Regions from separate parts of the Homo sapiens genome. Here region 1 is linked to region 2. Evidence: read pairs that join two places in POLR2A ChIA-PET (ENCODE). Cell type or tissue: B cell. All regions are shown on one strand.

Region 1 (5,000 bases), 120 kb after region 2:
ATTTGTTTGGCTAGAGCAGAGCATTCTTTGTTCTTGAAAGTGAGTTGTGAGAAATGGAGCATTTGGGAGGGAGTTGGGGGTGCTGGAAGGGGCCTTGTGGGGAGCCTGCGGGGCCTCAGGCTTTGTGTGAGTCTGGGAGTTTTAGTGCAGCATTTACCGGATTACTAGCAAATTCAGGAAATGAGCCTGTTTCCTCCTATTATAGAGCCTAATCCTTTATTCATTAAATGGAGTATTTACTCAGCCTTAAAATGTTCAGCGTGGGGGGTTAGAAAAGAAGGGAGCCCACAGCTGCTGAGAGCCCACTGTGTGCTGACACTAGGCTGGAGGCTTCTCCTACGTTTTCTCTTTTAATGCTCCCAACCTCCCTCTCTGCCCCATTTCACAGATGGAGAAGGAAAGGCAAGTGACTTGTCCAGAGCCACTCTGTCAAAAGGGGACTTGAGTCCTCAGGGCTGTTGACTCCAAAGCTGACAAGCAGGTAACCACATTGGGGTTTTCTCCAGGACATGAGAATTCCTTTGTCCTGTGTATCACATCGAGCACCTGGGCTGATGACCCTTCTGCATGGTGTACCCACCTCACAGCCTGAGCTTATCCTCAGCTACATCCACTATGCCCAGAGACACTGATGAATGCATCTGGGAGTCTGGAGGGAGGGGTCCACTTGTGAGTTGAGGCCCCATTTGTACCCGCTCCACCAGGACTGAGGACAGGAAGTCACGCCTAGGAGAACCAAGACGGGGTTGACACCAATGGTACCCACAGAGCATCCTTGTCCCAACTGTCACCACCATCCCCCTCCTCCTCCTCACACCTGCATCTCCAGCAGTTATTGAGCGCTTGCAACATACCCGGTGCTCTCTCAGCACTTTACATACATCATCTCCTGGAACTATCCCAAAGCTTTTTTGAAGCAGGTGCCATTATCCTCCCCATTTTGTAGATGGGAAAGCTAAGAAATGACCATGGAGGCCGAGGTCACAGCAAGGGGCTTGTCCCTGTAAGGTCTATACACTCATCCCCATTTCCTTTTCCCTCTTTAATTTTCTTTTTTATTTTTGGAGACAGGCTCTCACCCTGTTGCCCAGGCTGGAGTGCGGTGACGTGATCATGGCTCACAGCAGCCTTGACCTCTGAGGCTGAAGCAATCCTCCCGCATCAGTCTCCCGAGTAGCTGGGACCACAGCTACCATGCCTAGCTAATTTTTGTATATTTTTGTAGAGACAGGGTCTCACCATGTTGCTCAGGCTTGTCTCAAACTCCTGAGCTCAAGCCATCCACCCTCCTCAGCCTCCCAAAGTGCTGGAATTAAGGCGTGTACCACCATGCCTGGCCCATGCCCCATTTTAAAAATGAGTAAATTTAACCTTCGAGAGGTTGCCCACTAATCTCACATGGCTGGCAAGTGGCTGAGTTGGGATCTGAACTCAAGTTCTGTCTGACTACCATGGATGGGCTGAGCACTGCTGTGAAGGATAATTGTTGAGTTAAAGAAAACCTTTGGAGAAGTGATTTGGCCTTGTGGATCTTTCCCTGAGCACAATTTCCAGCATGTTCCTGAGAAAGCTTAGGATCCTCTTTGTTGGAATAAGCGCAGGTCCTTCCTCGGGGCATCTATGCCCACTAACGTCACAGTCATCCTCCACTCCCACTTTTTCCCCTTTCCCGAAAACATCTCATATGGGGCTCCGAGCAAGCCCTGGGAGGAGCTGCTTCCTGGGTGACTGTGTCCCCCGGAGGAATGTACACCTGCAGCAAGACGAGTGGGACATTTTTGAAGCCTCAGGCCACACACATTGTCCCCAAGACAAGGCTGATGCGGCTAGTAAGCCTCTTGTTTTTGAAGGTCACAAACAACAAAAACATGGAAACTCAGAATGGAAGGGGGCCCATGAGAGCAATCTTGAGGCATAACAACAGCTGCAGAAGGTGACTGCAGGGAAGCGGACTGTGCTCCTATTCTTTATGTTCTGTTTTTAGCTGTGTTTTTCAGAGCAAGTAGGTACCATGGTGATAGGTACCATAGAAATAGATGGAGCGCACCACCCAGCACGGGGCTGCCAAGCTGTTCCCCTGGAAATGCACCGAGAGCTGCCAGGGAGAGCCCAGGGACTCTGCTTCCTGGGGCCTGTCAGCTGCACGGCCAGGGAAGAAGTCCCCTGTAGAATGGTCCCCAGAGGCTTCTCACTGTCTTGCTGTCATTGTCCAAGGTCCCTGATGGTGCATCCTCCTCCTGGAGCACCTGTGGCCTTCCTCTCTGAGTCCTCAGGAAACTCACTTAAGGGGGTTTGCCTTTGCCTAGTGAAGCAATTATCTTGGCCAACAGTGACCTCAAAAGTAGCACTGCCAGCATTCCTGTCTCCATAGTTAGGAGTGCGTGGTCCTCATCCTGCCTGGATGTGGCACTGTCACTGGTTTTATGCAATGTCATAAAGAATTTGTGGGGCAGGAGCTGAGTTCTGAACATTTGGTAATCAGGAATACTCATAAAATGAAATTTCAGAGGATCTAACCCAGAAAGCCGAGCAAGGTAGGGCATAACCACGTCTGATATGGTGGTTTTCAGTTTGTGAAGCCACAGGCAGTACAGAATAGGGCCCAGCCTCAACTATTTTTGGATGCAGCTTGAATGGACTGAAAGACCCTTTGAAACAAGTGCTGGAACCATCCCGTAGCACTTACATAACCATCTCTGCAAGGCTGTTGATAGATGAATGTAAATGAACCTAGGCAGAGCTTAGCTCATTTTTATTTAGATTTAGACCAATTTCATGTCTTCTGAAACGTAACCCATATATACACACACTAAATCTAACTCTTTTATTTTAGGCCTAGCATGAGAGGATCAAGTTGAAAGGGCATCTGTTATTATATCTGTCCCATCATATCTGCTTCTGTGATGGCTTTATTATGTACATTTCTTTCTATACATTTGTGCTCTCAGGTGGCATTCTTCTTCAGAGCAGGGCAAGTGTAATTCTGGACCAATGTGTGATTCTGAGACCAGACCAACCAACTGAAGGTAATTTTATTCTCAATTAAAGAAACACAGACGGGGCGCAGTGGCGCACGTGAGCCTGTAGTCCCAGCACTTTGGGAGGCTGAGGCAGGTGGATCACTTAAGGTCAGGAGTTCAAGACCAGCCTGGCCAACATAGTGAAACCCCATTTCTACTAAAAATACAAAAATTAGCCAGGTGCAGTGGCACGCACCTGTAATCCCAGCTACTTGGGAGGGTGAGGCAGGAGAATCGCTTGAACTAAGTAGGTGGAGGTTACAGTGAGCCAAGATTGCACCGCTGCACTCCAGCCTGGATGGCAGAGTAAATCTCTGTCTCAAAAAAGAAAGATACACACATCTCTAACAAAGGATTTTTTTTTTTTCTTGAGACAGGATCTCTCTCCATCACCCAGGCTGGAGTGCAGTGGCTCCATCTCGGCTCACTGCAACCTCCACCCCCAAGGCTCAAGCGATATTCCTACCTCAGCCTCCCAAGTAGCTGGGACCACAGGTGTGTACCACCATGCCTGGCTATTTTTTTGTATTTTTAGTAAAGACAGGGTCTCACCATTTTGCTCAGGCTGGTCTCGAACTCCTGAGCTCAAGCGATCCACCCACCTTGGCCTCTCAAAGTGCTGGGATTATAGGCATGAGCCACTGTGCCTGGCTAGGAATTTATTTTAACAACCAAAAACTTAAAACTCAATAACATCATTAACTCATAAATTATTGTTTAGTTACAGATTACGAAAATGATAGAACCAGAAGGTGCTAACAAAATGTCTGTCCTGCATGTGTGGCATTTGACATGAAGAAACTGAGGCCCTTGCTGGGCGCAGTGGCTCATGCCTGTAACCCCAGCACTTTGGGAGGCCAAGGCAGGAGGATCACTTGAGCTCAAGAGTTCAAGACCAGCCTTGGACAAGATAGTGAAACCTTGTCTCTACCAAAAAAATACAGAAGTTAGCCAGGCATGGTGCAGTGTACCTGTAGTAGCAGCTACTGAGGAAGCTGAGGTAGGAGGATCGCTTGATCCCAGGAGGTCAAGGCTGCAGTAAGCCGTGATTGTGCCACTGCACCCCAGCCTGGGCGACAGAGTGAGACCCTGTCTCAAAAAAAGAAAAGTAAAGGCTACGCGCGGTGGCTCATACCTGTAATTTCAGCACTTTGGGAGGCCGAGGCGGGTGGATCACCTGAGGTGGGGAGTTTGAGATCAGCCTGACCAACATGGAGAAACCCCGTCTCTACTAAAAATACAAAATTAGCCAGGCGTGGTGGCGCATGCCTGTAATCCCAGCTACTCGGGAGGCTGAGGCAGGAGAATCACTTGAACCCGTGCGGCGGAGGTTGCTGTGAGCCGAGATGGTGCCATTGCACCCCAGCCTGGGCAACAAGAGCGAAACTCTATCTCAAAAAAAAAAAAAAGAAAAGAAAAGAAAAGAAAGAAACTGAGGCCCAAAGAGTTTGCATACTTTGCTATTAGTTCAGCCTGTCTTCTGTGTATGCAGGTGGTGTCTCTAGGTCGTTATCACTCTGGCAAATTCTCTCCCAGTGATGGAGATGTGTGGAGCCCCCAGTCTCTCCAACCAGGGAGTGGTGCTCATGGTGACCCTGAAGTAGGCTTGTGGGTCAGGCCGTTGGTTGAGCTGTGCAGTGCCAGAAGTAGCTAAACATCCTTAAAGGAACTGCCTAGTTTATCATTAGGACTAACCATGGAACCGATGACTCAGCGTTTACTGTTGGCAGTATCATACACTCAACCTGCATGTAGATTTCGTGCATCATATTTTGTGGTTACAGGAATTTGGCCTGATGGACCCGTTGCAGAAACTCTGTACTAAATAAGCAAACACGTGTGCTCTAGTTTTACAGGCCAAGCAAACTGTGAAACAGAAGGGTTGGCCTTTCTTGCCCTTAGCAGTCATACCTTGGACTTTTGCCACTTGGTTGGGTTGCTTTATTTGGCTAAGTAACTAAAAGCAGATTTACTTTGAAG
Region 2 (5,000 bases):
CCATTTGTGTTTATGTGGGTGTGTGTGTGTGTGTGTGCATGTACACGTGTGTGTGTATGGCCCTCCATGTCCATGGGTTCCAAATCTGTGAATTCAACCAATTATAGATTTAAAATATTCAAAAAAAGTGATGAAACATAATGATACAACAATAAGAAATAATACAGTATAACAATAATTTACATACAATTTACATTGTATTAGGTATTTAAAGTAATGTAGAGATGATTTAAGGTATGTAGGAGGATGTATAGATTATATGCAAATACTATGCCAATTTATATAAGGGACTTGAGCATCCACAGATTTTGGTATCTATAGGGGATCCTGAAACCAATCTCCTATGGATGCTAAGGAATGACTGTGTGTGTGTGTGTGTGTGTGTGTGTGTGTGTGTGTGTGTGTGTGTGTTTATATGTGTATGTGTATGTATATATCCTATTGTGTGTGTGTGTGTGTGTGTGTGTGTGTGTGTGTGTTTATATGTGTATGTGTATGTATATATCCTATTGGTCCTGGTCTCTGGAGAAGCCTAATACATTATTACAGCACTTTTTCCTTGAGTATAAAATCCAGTATATAATCAAGTATATAATCAGATATTGCCTTTATTTTGTCATGTCTCTTAGGTCTCATTTCATCTGGAAGTTTCTCAATTTCTGTCTTTTAGGACTGACTTTGTTGAGGAATATTGTTTTTTATTTAAATATAATTTTTTGTTTCACTGGCACTTCATCATCATTCAGGTTATGCATGTTCAATACTTAGGTGATGTGTGCTTTGCAGGTATCCAAACCCGAAGCATACAACATCAGTCTGTCCCTCATTAATGACATTAGATTTATCATCCAGTTAAAGTGATGTCCAGTTTATCCACTGTATAGGTGGATAAAGCAATAGGGAAATAAAGCAATCCATAGGGACACATTTTAGGGCATGAAAAATACGCTGTTCTTCATCAAAATGTCCTATCTAGATTGAGCATTCACTGACAATTCTTGCCTGAACTAATCCTTACTATAATGGTTACAATGGAGTAACTTTCTGACTCTTCCACTTCTTCCAAGTTTATCAGTCAGCATTGCACCACAGAGAAGAGACCTCCCTTATTCCTGCTTAGATATCTACCTATCTATTAGGCTACTCATGAATCACCATTTTTTTCAATGCTTTAATACTCATTCTTGGTCAGGCACAATGACTCACACCTGAAATCCCAGCACTTTGGGAGGCTGAAGCAGGAGGATTGCTTGAGCCCAGGAGTTCAAGACCAGGCTGGGCAACACAGTAAGATCCGTCTCTATTTCAATTTAAAAAAATAAGCCAGGCATGGTGGTTCTCGCGATTCTCCTGCCTCAGCCTCCTGAGTAGCTGGGATTACAGACACATGCCACCATGCCTGGTTAATTTTTGTATTTTTAGTAGAGACAGGGATTCATCATACTGGTCAGGCTGGTCTCTAACTCCTGACCTCAGGTGATCCGCCCACCTCAGCCTCCCAAAGTGCTGGGATTACAGGCATGAGCCACCACACCCAGCCTTTCCCTAATCATTTTAATGCACAAGTTGTCCCAGATTTGGTCACTGGAAGCACTTTCAAAAGCCGGCTCTGTGTCCTGACATGCCCCCTTTCTTTACTTTTCTTTTTCTTTCTCTCTTTCTATTTTTGAGAACTTCATTTGTTCTCTTACAAGTAGCCTTGATTCCTTTTAATGGGAAATAAGATCTTATGGAATCTTAATAGAAACCAAGATCTGGGCATCAGGTATGCTGCTTGCTACTGAGGTACCTTGCCTTCTAGGCTCTTTCATGAACAGAGCTAGGACATACATATTTAGATCATATATTTATGCATATTTAGGTCATTTTATATACATTTAAATCTGGTGCACAAATATTTATGCTGTACATGAACTTATATTGTATACATATGTGGTATGCGTGTTTCATAATATTATAAGGAATGCCTTATTCAGTTGACTTGTAACCATTTGCTTTTAATTTCCTCATGCAGGAAACTATTTGAATGTGAAACTGACTTTAAACTTGTTTACTGATTGAAGTCATCCCAAATGAACCAAAAAGCATATAGCCAACTTACTCAGAACAAGAATATGATGTACAAGAATAATGATCAAATTGAATGGTGAAACCCAAATATTATAATGGGGATCCAATGGAATGTGAAGTATATCAATAATGTCCATGTCTCTACCTAGTATGAAAGCCTGGTCTGCTACCCATCACTAAACCACTTATGAAACAACCTGTCTGCTCACTTCTCTGTGTCTTTCCAATAAATATCAGAGTGGCAGCAACTAGAGGATGGTTGGTGGCAGTTAAAGCAGAAAAAAAAGGTTGAGCATCTAAGAATTCAGGTCCTACCTCAGTTTCCTACCACATTTTTAGACTGGAAATAAATGCCTGAATTTGAAAATGTTTACATGGTTTGCATGGTTTCTGATTCTGTTTCTGTGTGTTACATTTCAAGGAACTAGATGTTTGCTATGACTTCAAGTGAAATTGAAATTGAAACTAAAATCGGGAACAAGTATGCACATGTACTTATGCTCTTGCATACTTATGTAATTACAAATATATATTCAATATAATTTAAGATTTGTGTACTACTGTCCGGGCGTGGTTGCTCACACATGTAATCCCAGCACTTTGGGAGGCCGAGGCAGGCAGATCACCAGGTCAGGAGTTCGAGACCAGCTTAGCCAGCATGGTGAAACCCCATCTCTACTAAAAATGTAAAAATTAGCTGGGCATGGTGGCGCACGCCTGTAATCCCAGCTACTCAGGAGGCTGGGGCAGGAGAATCACTTGAACCGAGGAGGCGGAGGTTGTAGTGAGGTGAGATCACGCCACTGCACTCCAGCCTGGCAACAGAGTAAAACTCTATCTAAAAAAAAAAAAAAAAAAAAGATTTGTGTACTACTCTTCTACCTATGGGCCCATCCTTGTTCCTTAGTCTCAGCTCTACAAATAAGTATATTAAGTGCTCACCATCAGGTTGTTTTCTCAATCTGTTTGGATGAAATTCATTGTCTAGTAGATCCTCAGGGAGACTACCTGTGTAGGGTATTCTCTGAGCTCTTGAGTGCTCAAATTTTTTCTTTTTTTTTTTGGAGACAGAGTCTCACTCTGTTGCCCAGGCTGGACTGCAATGGTGTGATCTCCTCACTGCAACCTCTGCCTCCTGGGTTCAAGCGATTCTCCTGCCTCAGCCTCCCAAGTAGCTAGGACTACAGGCGTGCACCACCATGCCTGGCTAATTTTTGTATTTTTAGTAGAGATGGGGTTTCACCACGTTGGCCAGGCTGGTCTTGAACTTCTGACCTCATGATCCACCCACCTCGGCCTCCCAAAGTGCTGGGATTACCGGCATGAGCCACCGTGCCCAACCTCAAACTTTGTTTTATAGCCTTAATCTTGAAGGCAGTTAGTTGGATATAACTCTTGCTTTGTACTTTCTTTCCCTAAGTTTCTTTAAAAAAAAACCACCAACACAAAGTTGCTCCAGTGCTGCCTTGCTTTGTATGTCACTTTTAAGAAGTTGGATGCCAACCTAACTATCCTTCCGTTTATAATTTATTTTATCTTTTTGCCTAAAGCCCTGAGGATTTTTTAAAATATTAAAATCTAACAATATCACTCAATATTGAAGTCTAATAGTATTAATAGGATATATCTCAGAGCTGTTTGTTATGAGAACTGATAATTGTATCATTATCAATTTTCCCCAGTACCTAGTAAGCCATTTCAATGTGTATACTCAAGTCTTCTTTTATTCTCAGAATTACATTTGCTGAATAATTTTTCTTCTTTAAGGACTCCAGTTCTACATGTTACATTTTCTTTGCCTGTTCTCCATTTCAGCCACTTTTTCTCTGACATTTTTTCTTTCTGTATTTAATTAAGTGTTCCCCTGCTTTTCTTCAATGCCCTTATTAAATTTGTATTTAAATCTATTCTTCCTTGGAGAACTTGTAAATATATTCATCATTTCTGATACAATTCTGTCTTTTCCTTTTTTTTCCCAGAATCAATTGTCATTGTCATTTTTTTTCCAGAATCCATTTCCTCCCTTTTCTTGTCCATTTCTTTCTTCGTTTTTAATACCTGATTCCAGGTGTTATGTTTCTCTTTTTATATCATCTAATGCTTGTCTCAGGACATTTATTCAGTTTGGAGTATTATATTCCTGTTTTTTTTCTACATAATGGTTGGATTTGGAGGAATATTTTTATTTGCATTTTCTGTTTTCCTTTTACAGTAGTTTTGTAGTAATTTGTTCTATTTCTAGGCATTTATTACACAGCATTCTAAGTATAAAAAGTCACTAACAGTTTAGTGAGGTTCACTTTGTTTAATGAATGATAGAGAAAAACTAGTAATTTTTCCTGTTTCTGCAAAAATGTATAATTTTCTCTTTCTCTTCACTGGTCACATCTCCAAGGTACCAACCCCTTTTCTATTTATCTGATTCCCCTCTAAATGCAAGGCTTCTCAGAGGCTGCCCCTTCTGGTTCTGCTCACTTTAACACCCTTTTCCTTAGCCACAGGTGTAAACTAACAAGTCCCAGACCAGGGTTCTGTATTTTGGCACATATTGCTGACATTTTCTCTTTCTGAGAATGATTTCTGTATGTGTTTTGTCTAAAGTTTTGGGGACTCTCGCCTTTTTTTCATAGAGCCAATTTTTTTTTTAAATTTTTTTTGAGACCAAGTCTCGCTCTGTCACCCAGGCTGGAGTGCAGTGGTGTGATCTCAGCTCACTGCAACCTCTGCCTCCTGGGTTGAAGTGATTCTCCTGCCTCAGCTTCCCAATAGCTGGGACTACAGATGTGCATCACCATGCCAGTCTAACTTTTTTTTTTAGGGGGGATGGAGTCTCATTCAGTCGCCCAGGCTGGAGTGCAGTGGTACGATCTCGGCTCACTGCAACCTCAGCCCCCAGGGTTCAAGCAATTCTCCTGTCTCAGCCCCCCGAG

What was found. Peaks named below come from ENCODE experiments on the same cell type or tissue, not always from the same donor. Only the 100,000 strongest peaks of a DNase experiment are listed, where the experiment ranks them.
Region 1: POLR2A ChIA-PET joins it to region 2 with 8 read pairs; 5 of 35 experiments call an interaction of 5 or more read pairs at or near these places.

The regions. Positions count from the first base shown.
Region 1 is chr14:91,144,833-91,149,832 of GRCh38, forward strand. All of the region lies in intron 1 of DGLUCY (D-glutamate cyclase), which reads left to right. Among named protein-coding and RNA genes, the nearest start is that of SNORA11B, 21 kb to the left of the region's middle. In B cell, no CTCF peak of the experiment used is centred here; no DNase peak of the experiment used is centred here.
Region 2 is chr14:91,020,173-91,025,172 of GRCh38, forward strand. The region is part of intron 1 of RPS6KA5 (ribosomal protein S6 kinase A5); the gene reads right to left. Among named protein-coding and RNA genes, the nearest start is that of RPS6KA5, 38 kb to the right of the region's middle. RefSeq lists enhancers at 2,192-2,241, 2,252-2,371, 2,452-2,611. In B cell, no CTCF peak of the experiment used is centred here; a DNase peak (open chromatin) is centred at 2,509; H3K4me3 peaks cover 1,197 bases; H3K27ac peaks cover 4,203 bases.